Linked DNA regions of Homo sapiens: region 2 is linked to region 1. Evidence: chromatin loops called from intact Hi-C (ENCODE). Cell type or tissue: transverse colon. All regions are shown on one strand. Each heading gives the region's core, and the rest is flanking DNA. Links, peaks and the distances in the headings are about the cores only. Region 1 has its middle 41 kb from the start of NPAS3. Region 2 overlaps AKAP6 (A-kinase anchoring protein 6).

Region 1 (4,400 bases), core at 290-4,289:
TCTACTACATATTTAAAAAATATTGCCAAACAAACAAATCTAACTGCACTCTGGTTATTTGTCTCCATTCTCACAGGAAATTTGTGTATTTAAACACCTGCTTTGTTCAGTGTGAGACTGCACATGTCAGGATACAGAGGGCTCCAGGCCCCAAATACTCCAGTTTTCTAAGTAGCTTAGTGTTGATCATGATCTTGCACAAAAGCTATGGTCTTGCTATTATTCTACTTCTTGATGATGAGCTTCCAATCTCAAACCATCAGAGTGATCTTTTTACAACATGCATCTCTAGAATTGGTACTCTAACATGTTCTTTGGTTGAGATGAACCCTTAGTAATGGTTCTGACTTGCTTTACCTAGGGTAATAATTTATCCTCCTGAGGCAGAAATAATTGCTAACTACTCGAATCTAAATGAATCTCAAAGACAATAAAAATTAGGACAAAGTAGTGAATTTATAGAGATGTTCTAGTAAATATAAAAATAATCTTTCTCACATCATGATTTCTTAGCCACAAGATCACCCCAAAATAATTAGTTTTAACTGTGCACTGAGCTTGTCTGAGACAACCAGATTTTTTTTTTTTTTTTTGGTCTCCTATTACCTAATATGTTCTTTAGGAAAGAAAAACTGTCTTGGCTTTTTTAAATTGCTAAATTAATAAATTCTCACTGTAAAAAAAATCAATACAGTAATACACAAAATAAAAAATAAAGACTGCTTACCAATGTCACACTCCATAGATAACCACTTAAAAATTTAATTTCTATCTTTCCAGGTCCTATATAGAAAAGTAGATATATAGGTATAATATTCAGTTACATTTAATAAATATATAATGAACGAATATTTCTATCCTAATATTTGTAATATTTCATTGGCTTTATAGTTTGCATCCTTTTTCTGAAGGCTGTATACTGTGGCAATAACACCAGAAGGACTACCCTGGAATTGGGGGGGCTGACAGCTGTCCAATTGGCCTGTACCGAATGGATTGAGCATCCGACACATTACATTTGAAGGCCTCAAGGAGATATTTTATTATCAGATTTAACAGACCACATACTCTTTCCTTTAGGGAGGTCATAAAATTCCCAGATTATGGGAGCAGATCTTGTGCTCAATTTTCAGTTCTCTGTCTTAAGCTTGAATTCTTTTTTACTGTACTAAGATCTGTCAATGGAACTTTGGTTAAGTTCCCTCCTGTGGCCAAAGACTTCTTTCCTACATATTTGTTTTTATAATAATGTGGTTGTTTTTAAAAAGATGGACTTCCCACCTAAAATAATACAATAAGGGTCATTTTTTTGTTGCTGAAAATATCTATCTGAGCTAATGAGATTGTTAATATAAACTGATGAAGCCAAAATGTTTGTGATAGTTCAATAATAATCATAAACCCAATGGGAAGTTTCCTCGGGGTAGAAAAGTACCTCTCGTAATAGATAATGAACTGTAAAGAGGAGAAGAGCCTGGTTCTGTCTCCTTTTTGTTGACAAAAAAGGGAGGGAGATGACATCTTTATATGTTAATTTGGCATAAAAGTCAAGTCCAGGTAGTGAAGGCGAATCCTAAGTCTTCCGTTTCAAAAACATTTTACAAACTAAAAGACACGTCAGCAGGAAAGACTGTTTGGGGCTTTATTTTCTACTGGTAGCCAGTTTTGGTTAGGTGTTCTGTTCCACAAAGTAGGATTTCAAAATCTCTGTTCCTCTGGGCATACAACTGTCCTAGTCCAGCTACTTTTGGTCAGCTCCTTTCTGTGGTTAGAAACTTTCAGTTCAAAACAGTCACACCACAGCTTTTTTTATTGTCCTCTTTTTCCATTTTATTTCTACTGACTATAATCTTAAGGCATTAGACTCCGTTGCTTGCCTTCCCGTTGTTAATGTCCACTAGAATCGGTCAAGTTTCTCACTTTCCCATAAATAGGGACATAACAGGAATCTGGTTTAGTTTCGCTTTCTCTTTTCTCCTCTCTTCAGAATCAGAGTCAATAGTCAGCAGTTTGCACTAACATAAATCTTGTTATTGTTTATACCAACTCCCCCTTTCTAATGCTATTAGAACCACGGTGGACATAGACCCCAGAGATTTGCTCATCTTAAAGCTCTAAAACTGCACCACTTTTATGACAACAGTAAAACCTTGAGCTGTCACTTCACCCCTACGACTGTTATTCACCGTGATTACTGGCATTTCTTTCTTGCTCATTCCCTCCTGCTCCCATCCCCCATTTGATTGTCTGAAAAAAAATGTTTGGAACAAATAAGGTAACAGAGGAATGACTAGCAATTCTTAGTCGAGCTTTGTAAAACTCCAGGGCTTCCTGTATGGAATCTCTGTTCTGTTTGTGATATATCCATGTACACTTCCCCCTTCCGGAAAACTCATCCCATTATTCTGGTGGGTTTTAATGTGGCTCTGGAAGTGAGAGGGATAAAGAAAAGCATGGCCGCCTTCTTCCTAATGATGAAATGGCTGTGTCCGGCCAGGAGATTGCACTAACTGCATGACAATTTGACCTCACAGACCTAGGTTCAAGGCTGACCACCACTGCCGCCAGGTTATAAGTTTCGGTCAAGATAGTAGCTTCTCTGTCCTTCAGTTCTTCACTGAAAAAAAAGTCAGGTCTACCTCACGGAGCTGCGTTGAGGAGCAAATGAAATAATGTATGTAGAAGTGCATCATAGGCTTGTGAGAACAGAGTAAATCTCCAAAATTAATAAGCTTATTGATTAAAAGAAAGGAGGGAAAATGCTTTGGATATTCAAAAGAACTAGAACTCACCTGCTCAGGCATTTAAAAGTTACAGTCAAATGGTCCTGTGGTCTTTGAATTTAAAGACTGATCTTTTAGAGCATACCTCTAAAAAATTGGAACTACTTATTATTTATTTTTAATTTTCAGTTTTCACTGTGTTGTAGAGTACGAAGGTGGTGTTATCCTCATTTTAGAAATGAGAAAAATGGTATAAAAATATGTAATTTGCCTCGGGACCCATATCAAAAGCTTTCTGACTTGACAGCCAAGATATTTGTCGCACAGCCTCCGGAGAAAGGGGAGGATTTATGTGGGAAGTCCATCCTGAGAAAGGTTACATTTCCTCTAATGTATGTTCATTTTGCATGAACACTTTGCTCTATCCCGGAAGTGTATTAATGGTGTCTTAAATTTTTTCTGTTGTTTCTCTATTAAAATAAATCTGTTTTTAAAATGTTCAGTGTAAAAATACATCGAGAAGCAGCATTCATAAACAGAGAAAATAGAGCAGAGAAACTTCCTAAGTGCCAAAGTCAGCCACACACCTTCAGATTGAAGCTCCCTTTTCCATTTCCTTTTTCTTCTCTACAAGTACAAGATGTGCAAAACATGAAGTTTAAAATGATGTTTATCTGAACACTGGGATGGTGACAGTAGTGTTAGAACTGATTCTTTCCATTGAGTCATAGAAGAACTCCGTTAAAATCTACTGTCCTGCCTACCCAAAAGGATTTTTTTTTTAATGTTCACATTTAAAATTTCACTTGGAGCAATGCTTTGGCTCATTTTTTTAAACAAGTAAGTCTATATATAAACAAAATAACAATCTGCAGGATGAATGAGGTGAATAATCTGTAGACTAGACATGTCTGCGAATTTCTCCTCATTTTGGTCTCTGAAACTGTTGCAGAAATTACTCAGCCTAACTTCAGTTTCAGCCTAACTTCTGTTTCTCAACCAAACTGAAAAATGATTGACCTCAGAAGAATAATCCTGGATACTTCTGATTTACAAGTGGGCCACTTCCGAGAGTCAGTATATATGTAAGGTGTCTGAAATGTAGTATTTACTCTTTCCCTGACAGTGTTTTTAGGAATGCGGCTCAGTTCCCCAACTGGTCTGCAAAAACTTCACTGACAGTGAATCAGGAGATCTAATTTTTTTTATTTAAAAATTTTTGTGGGTACGTGGTTGATGTACACCTTTAGGAGCTCTAATAATATTCCAAGAGCCACAAGCACTCCAGCATCTCACACATCTCTCTGCCTCAGTGGCATCAGCTTTAAAGGGAACAGACTCAGAGGACAACAACTCCTTCACAGAGCAGGTGGATCAATATTTTCGAGGTCCAGTGACTCTGTTATTATGTTTGTTAGATAAAGTATTCCTCTGAATGGGTCACTTTCCATTATGACTAAGAAATGAAGAAATGGTGCCCAGGAACCAGGGGTTTGGGGTTTGCTTCCTCTGATAACTTTTTCTGCATGTAAATTGTTAAGTATTTATTTCTTGGAGAATCACTGTTGGGATGCCTAATCACCATGATCACAGGGCACGGGGATACATGTGAATATGTTGGAAGATGGATTTGCACAAAAGAAGAGTTTCTGAGATTTAGTCTCTCATGAGCAGTTC
Region 2 (4,400 bases), core at 247-4,246, 85 kb before region 1:
CTTCTAGGAAAATTCATCCTAAAATTTCAAGCAACCTTTCTAGCATCAGTGTAACTTGTGAACTTCCCAGTCGTTTTTATGGAGGGGACTCAACAGAGGTGTTCTGGCAATTCTGAGGCTTTTTAATCTCCTCTAAATCTAAAAGCAGTTATCTTTATGAGAGGCTATTAAAGCACAGATACGTTAAATGAAATAAAATCAGATGTAGAACAAGGATTAGACCATCTTAAGAAAATGACTCATAGCTGACCCACCTATTAATTAGCTTAAACCCTGGGCCAATCAAATGATAAGCATGAGGAAAGCAAGACAAGTTTCCTTGACAGGCTTAGTTAAGATGAAAAAGAGATTGGCTGGGTGCGGTGGCTCACACCTGTAATCCCAGCACTTTGGGAGGCTGAGGTGGGCAGATCACGAGGTCAGGAGATCGAGACCATCCTGGCTAACATGGAGAAACCCCGTCTCTACTAAAAATACAAAAAATTAGCCGGGCATGGTGGTGGGCGCCTGTTGTCCCAGCTACTGGGGAGGCTGAGGCAGGAGAATGGCATGAACCCGGGAGGCGCAGCTTGCAGTGAGCCGAGATTGCGCCACTGCACTCCAGCCTGGGTGACAGAGCGAGACTCCGTCTCAGGAAAAAAAAAAAAAAAGTTGAAAAACAGACTAAGATAATGTGTGCCATTTTTGGTCATTCTTAATTTGCTAATTCAAACTGACCAACATTTTATTTTTTTTCTCTGAATGACTTGTAATCATAGTCTCATTATTAAAAAACAACAAAAATCATACTCTATTTATTTGAGAGGAGCAAACAAGAACAGTAATGACATAATGTTGGCTCCCAATTTGTCCTCATTGAGAATGAAGACACAAGAGGCTCTCAATAAATAAAATATGTTCCCATGGTTAGGTTACAACTGTAACTATGGGTCAGAAGGATGGGGACTTGCGTGATTGGCATCTGAAGTGAAGGCAGTCTTGTGGGACTGAGCCCTCTCACGTATGGGATCTGATACTAACTCCAGATAGATAGTGTCAACGTTGGATTAAATAGTAAGACACCCAGCTCATGTCTGGAGAGTGGACAGTTGCTTTTTTACTTGAGAAGCCTTATATCAGAACTGTAAAGGGCACGGTTCCTAAACGTGAGTGAACTCTATTATCTGATATAAGGCTTTTCAGGTAAACCCACATGTTGGCAAAGCTCTCCTTGTACCTTCGACTACCTCGGGATCATGCCAAGAATCTTGTGTTCTTGAAACTGAGTTTGCAAGTTGGGACCTTATGTCTATCTCACAGGAAAATTCGTATGTTAGAAAACTTCACTTGTTTACATGACTATTCACCTTCTCTTTTCTACCAATATGCATTGTAGGTTTTAAAAAATGTAAGTTTTTATTAACGTAAGATCATTTTCATAAAGGAGGGAGAAGGGTATACTTTTCCCTTAGGCAAAGGTGAGGCAAAAATTACATCCAGGGGTATAAAACTCACATGTTATGTCAATCCCTGAGCAATGTCAGGAAAAAAAATGGGGCCAGATATTATCATTGGGAGAAAAGAATGTATGCAACTTTGCATGTGGTTCTGTCACTGTCATTCAAACAGATTTACCATGTGGTAGAATGAAGAAAATGCCACCATTTCATTGCAGTTGGGATTTTTACAACTTCATTGATGTTATTTTTCTCTTGAACTTTCTTTTATTTGTTTCAGTTCTATGTAATACTAAAGAGGTAAGAAAGAGAAATTCTTTTAATTGAAAAACTCTTCCTAAATTTTTAAAAAATTCATTTTAAACAGTCCTACATTTAGGTACTTTCTTGAAACTCTGGGGGGAAATTCCAGGGAAACACCAAATATAGTGACTGAGAAACAAAAAATAAACCAGTTCTCCTATTCAGGCTCTTCTCAGTGTAATAAAAATTTCAGTGTGTTGACATGTAAAGCAACAGTCAAGATAATTTATTTGCCAGTGAAAAGTAGATTATTTTTCAAGTTACTTCTAGTGAAACATTCAGAGTTAGGTGGGAAAGTAACTTTTTTCTACAGTAGATGCTTAACAACTATGAATAATGATTTGCACAAGAATTAACTTGCTTAAGAAAAACAGAGCCTGATGCAAGGGATTCATCTGTTGCCACCTACCTATAATACTATCAACACTGAGGTTATTGCACCTGAGAATTCTTTAGAAATTATGACAGTATCTAATTCTTTGATTTATTGGCACAAATATATTGCTTCTCTATAAAAAGTTTCTCTACACACACTTAAAAGTTTCTCTGCACACACTCAGACAGCAAATGTGTGGGGTTTTTTTACACCAAGCTACTGTCTGCTCTCTGGACATGAGCTGGGTGTTCTACTATTTAATCCAACTTTGACAGTGTCTATCTGGAGTTAGCATCAGATCCCATACGGGAAAGGGCTCAGTCCCACAAGACTGCCTTCACTTCAGATGCCAATCACGCAATTTCCCATCCTTCTGACCCACGGGCTGTAAATTCCCACAACCCTTCCTTAGGTTATTCTAGCCATAACTTGCTAGAATTGCTAGAAGAGCTCAAGGAAACACTTTACTCACATTTACCAGTTTATTTAAAGATACAACTCAAGAAAAACCAGACGTAAAAGAAATGTGCAGGGTAAGGGGGCGGGCAAAGCTTCCACATTTCTCCAGGTACCTTACCCACCTAGCATCTCCAGGTGTTCTGCAACCTAGAAGTTCATCAAATCTCTTTGTTCAAGAAGAGTAGTTACAGTTTTCATCTCTAACCCTACCCCCCCCCCCAACCCCTTTCCCAGAGGTCCTTCGGTGGAGCTGAAAGTTCCAGCCCTCTAATCACTTGGTCTTTCTGGTGACCACCCCCAACCTGAGGCTATCTCAGGACCCTGCCCTAAATTTTCTCATTAGCATAAACTCTGTTGTGATCAAAAGGGGCCATTATGAATAACAAAAGGTATTCTATCGCTTAGGAAATTCCGAGGGCTTTAGGGGCTCTGTGCCAGAGAACTGGGACAAAGGCCAAATATATTTCCTATTATACCACAGCTTCTTAATCAAAATAGCACTTATGTGGGCAGCCCCTCCAGTGAACCTGAAGTTACAGTAAGAAAGGGAAGAAAAGAAATCCTTATATTTTTTTGTATTGCTCTTTCTTCTCGGAATTCCTTCCTACAACTTCACAATCATCCTGTTTATAGAACATTCAAGGTCTTTGCAACTTATTCTTCACACACAAAATCAAATTCAAAAGTGATAGGATTTTTTTTTTTTTTTTGCAGGGGGCGGTTGTTATGTAGAGTTGAGATGGGCTACTGTGCTTTGAGGGTAGAGGTATTAGAACAATTGAAGGGTTTCCTGTACATTCTATGACCTCTGTGGTTTCTCCAATTGTGTTCTCCTTCCAAGACTGGTGCTGGGACAAACAAGGTGTTGAACAGTACCTGACAGGGCCACACTCCTAATTTCAACTCAAATTTTGCCAGAGAAGCTGGACTTTTTCAGGCTACCTTCTAGCACATCCTGTACTTGTTTCTTCATGCACTGGCCTCTAGCACCTGCCCTCTCTAAGGTTACAGATGATTTTCTCTTCGTTTATTCAGTGGCTTTCCCTTAATTCACATAAAGTTAATCACTTTAAAGTGAGCAGTTCTGTGGCATTTAGTAGTTTTAAAATCATTTTAAAGTGAGCAGTTCTGTGGCATTCACCATGTTGTGCAACCACCACTTCTTCCAAACATTATCATCACTCCAAAAGGAAACCCCAAGCCTGTAAAGCAGTTGCATCCCATTCCTTCCTCCCCGCCCGCAGGCCCTGGAAAGTACCAGTCTCATTCATCTCTGCAGATTTACCTATTCTGGATACTTTATATAAATGGAATCATACAATATATGACTTTATTATGTCTGGCTTCTTTCATGAAACATGTTTTTGAGGCTATTAGCTTTTACAACTGAGAGTTTGCACCAGTTGAAAGTCAGGGATTTTCCACGTGATTTTGCCACAGCACAGTTTACCCTCAGAACCTTTCTCCAGATCCCTTCAACAGTTCTTGAGACAACAGGCAAGTCTTTTTACTTTTTTCCTTCAGATCACTCAGTAAATTTTTCCTTTCTTTCTTTTTTATTTTTTGGGGACAGGGTCTCACTGTGTCATCCAGGCTGGAATGCAGTGGTACAATCATAGCTCACTACAGCCTTGAACTCCTGGGCTCAAGCAGTCCTCCTGCCTCAGCCTTACGAGTAGCTGGGACTACAGTCATGTGCCACCATGCCTGGGCAATCAGTAATCACTTTTTAAGAAGCTGCTTCATGCCAGGCACTATTTTAAGTACTGGGGCTCTAGTGGAGACAGGACAGTCAGAGTACCTGTCCTCATGAAGTTTATTTATGG

Evidence for each region. A loop is a pair of places that touch in the nucleus more often than their neighbours do. Peaks named below come from ENCODE experiments on the same cell type or tissue, not always from the same donor. Only the 100,000 strongest peaks of a DNase experiment are listed, where the experiment ranks them.
Region 2: it touches region 1 in a loop (5-fold over the local background); 1 of 110 quality-filtered maps calls a loop at or near these places.

The regions. Positions count from the first base shown.
Region 1 is chr14:32,895,413-32,899,812 of GRCh38, forward strand. No RefSeq gene overlaps it. Among named protein-coding and RNA genes, the nearest start is that of NPAS3, 41 kb to the right of the region's middle. In transverse colon, for the core only: no CTCF peak of the experiment used is centred there; no DNase peak of the experiment used is centred there; H3K4me3 peaks cover 1,220 bases; H3K27ac peaks cover 1,414 bases.
Region 2 is chr14:32,810,607-32,815,006 of GRCh38, forward strand. All of the region lies in intron 12 of AKAP6 (A-kinase anchoring protein 6), which reads left to right. Among named protein-coding and RNA genes, the nearest start is that of NPAS3, 130 kb to the right of the region's middle. RefSeq lists enhancers at 1,827-2,556, 2,557-3,286. In transverse colon, for the core only: no CTCF peak of the experiment used is centred there; no DNase peak of the experiment used is centred there.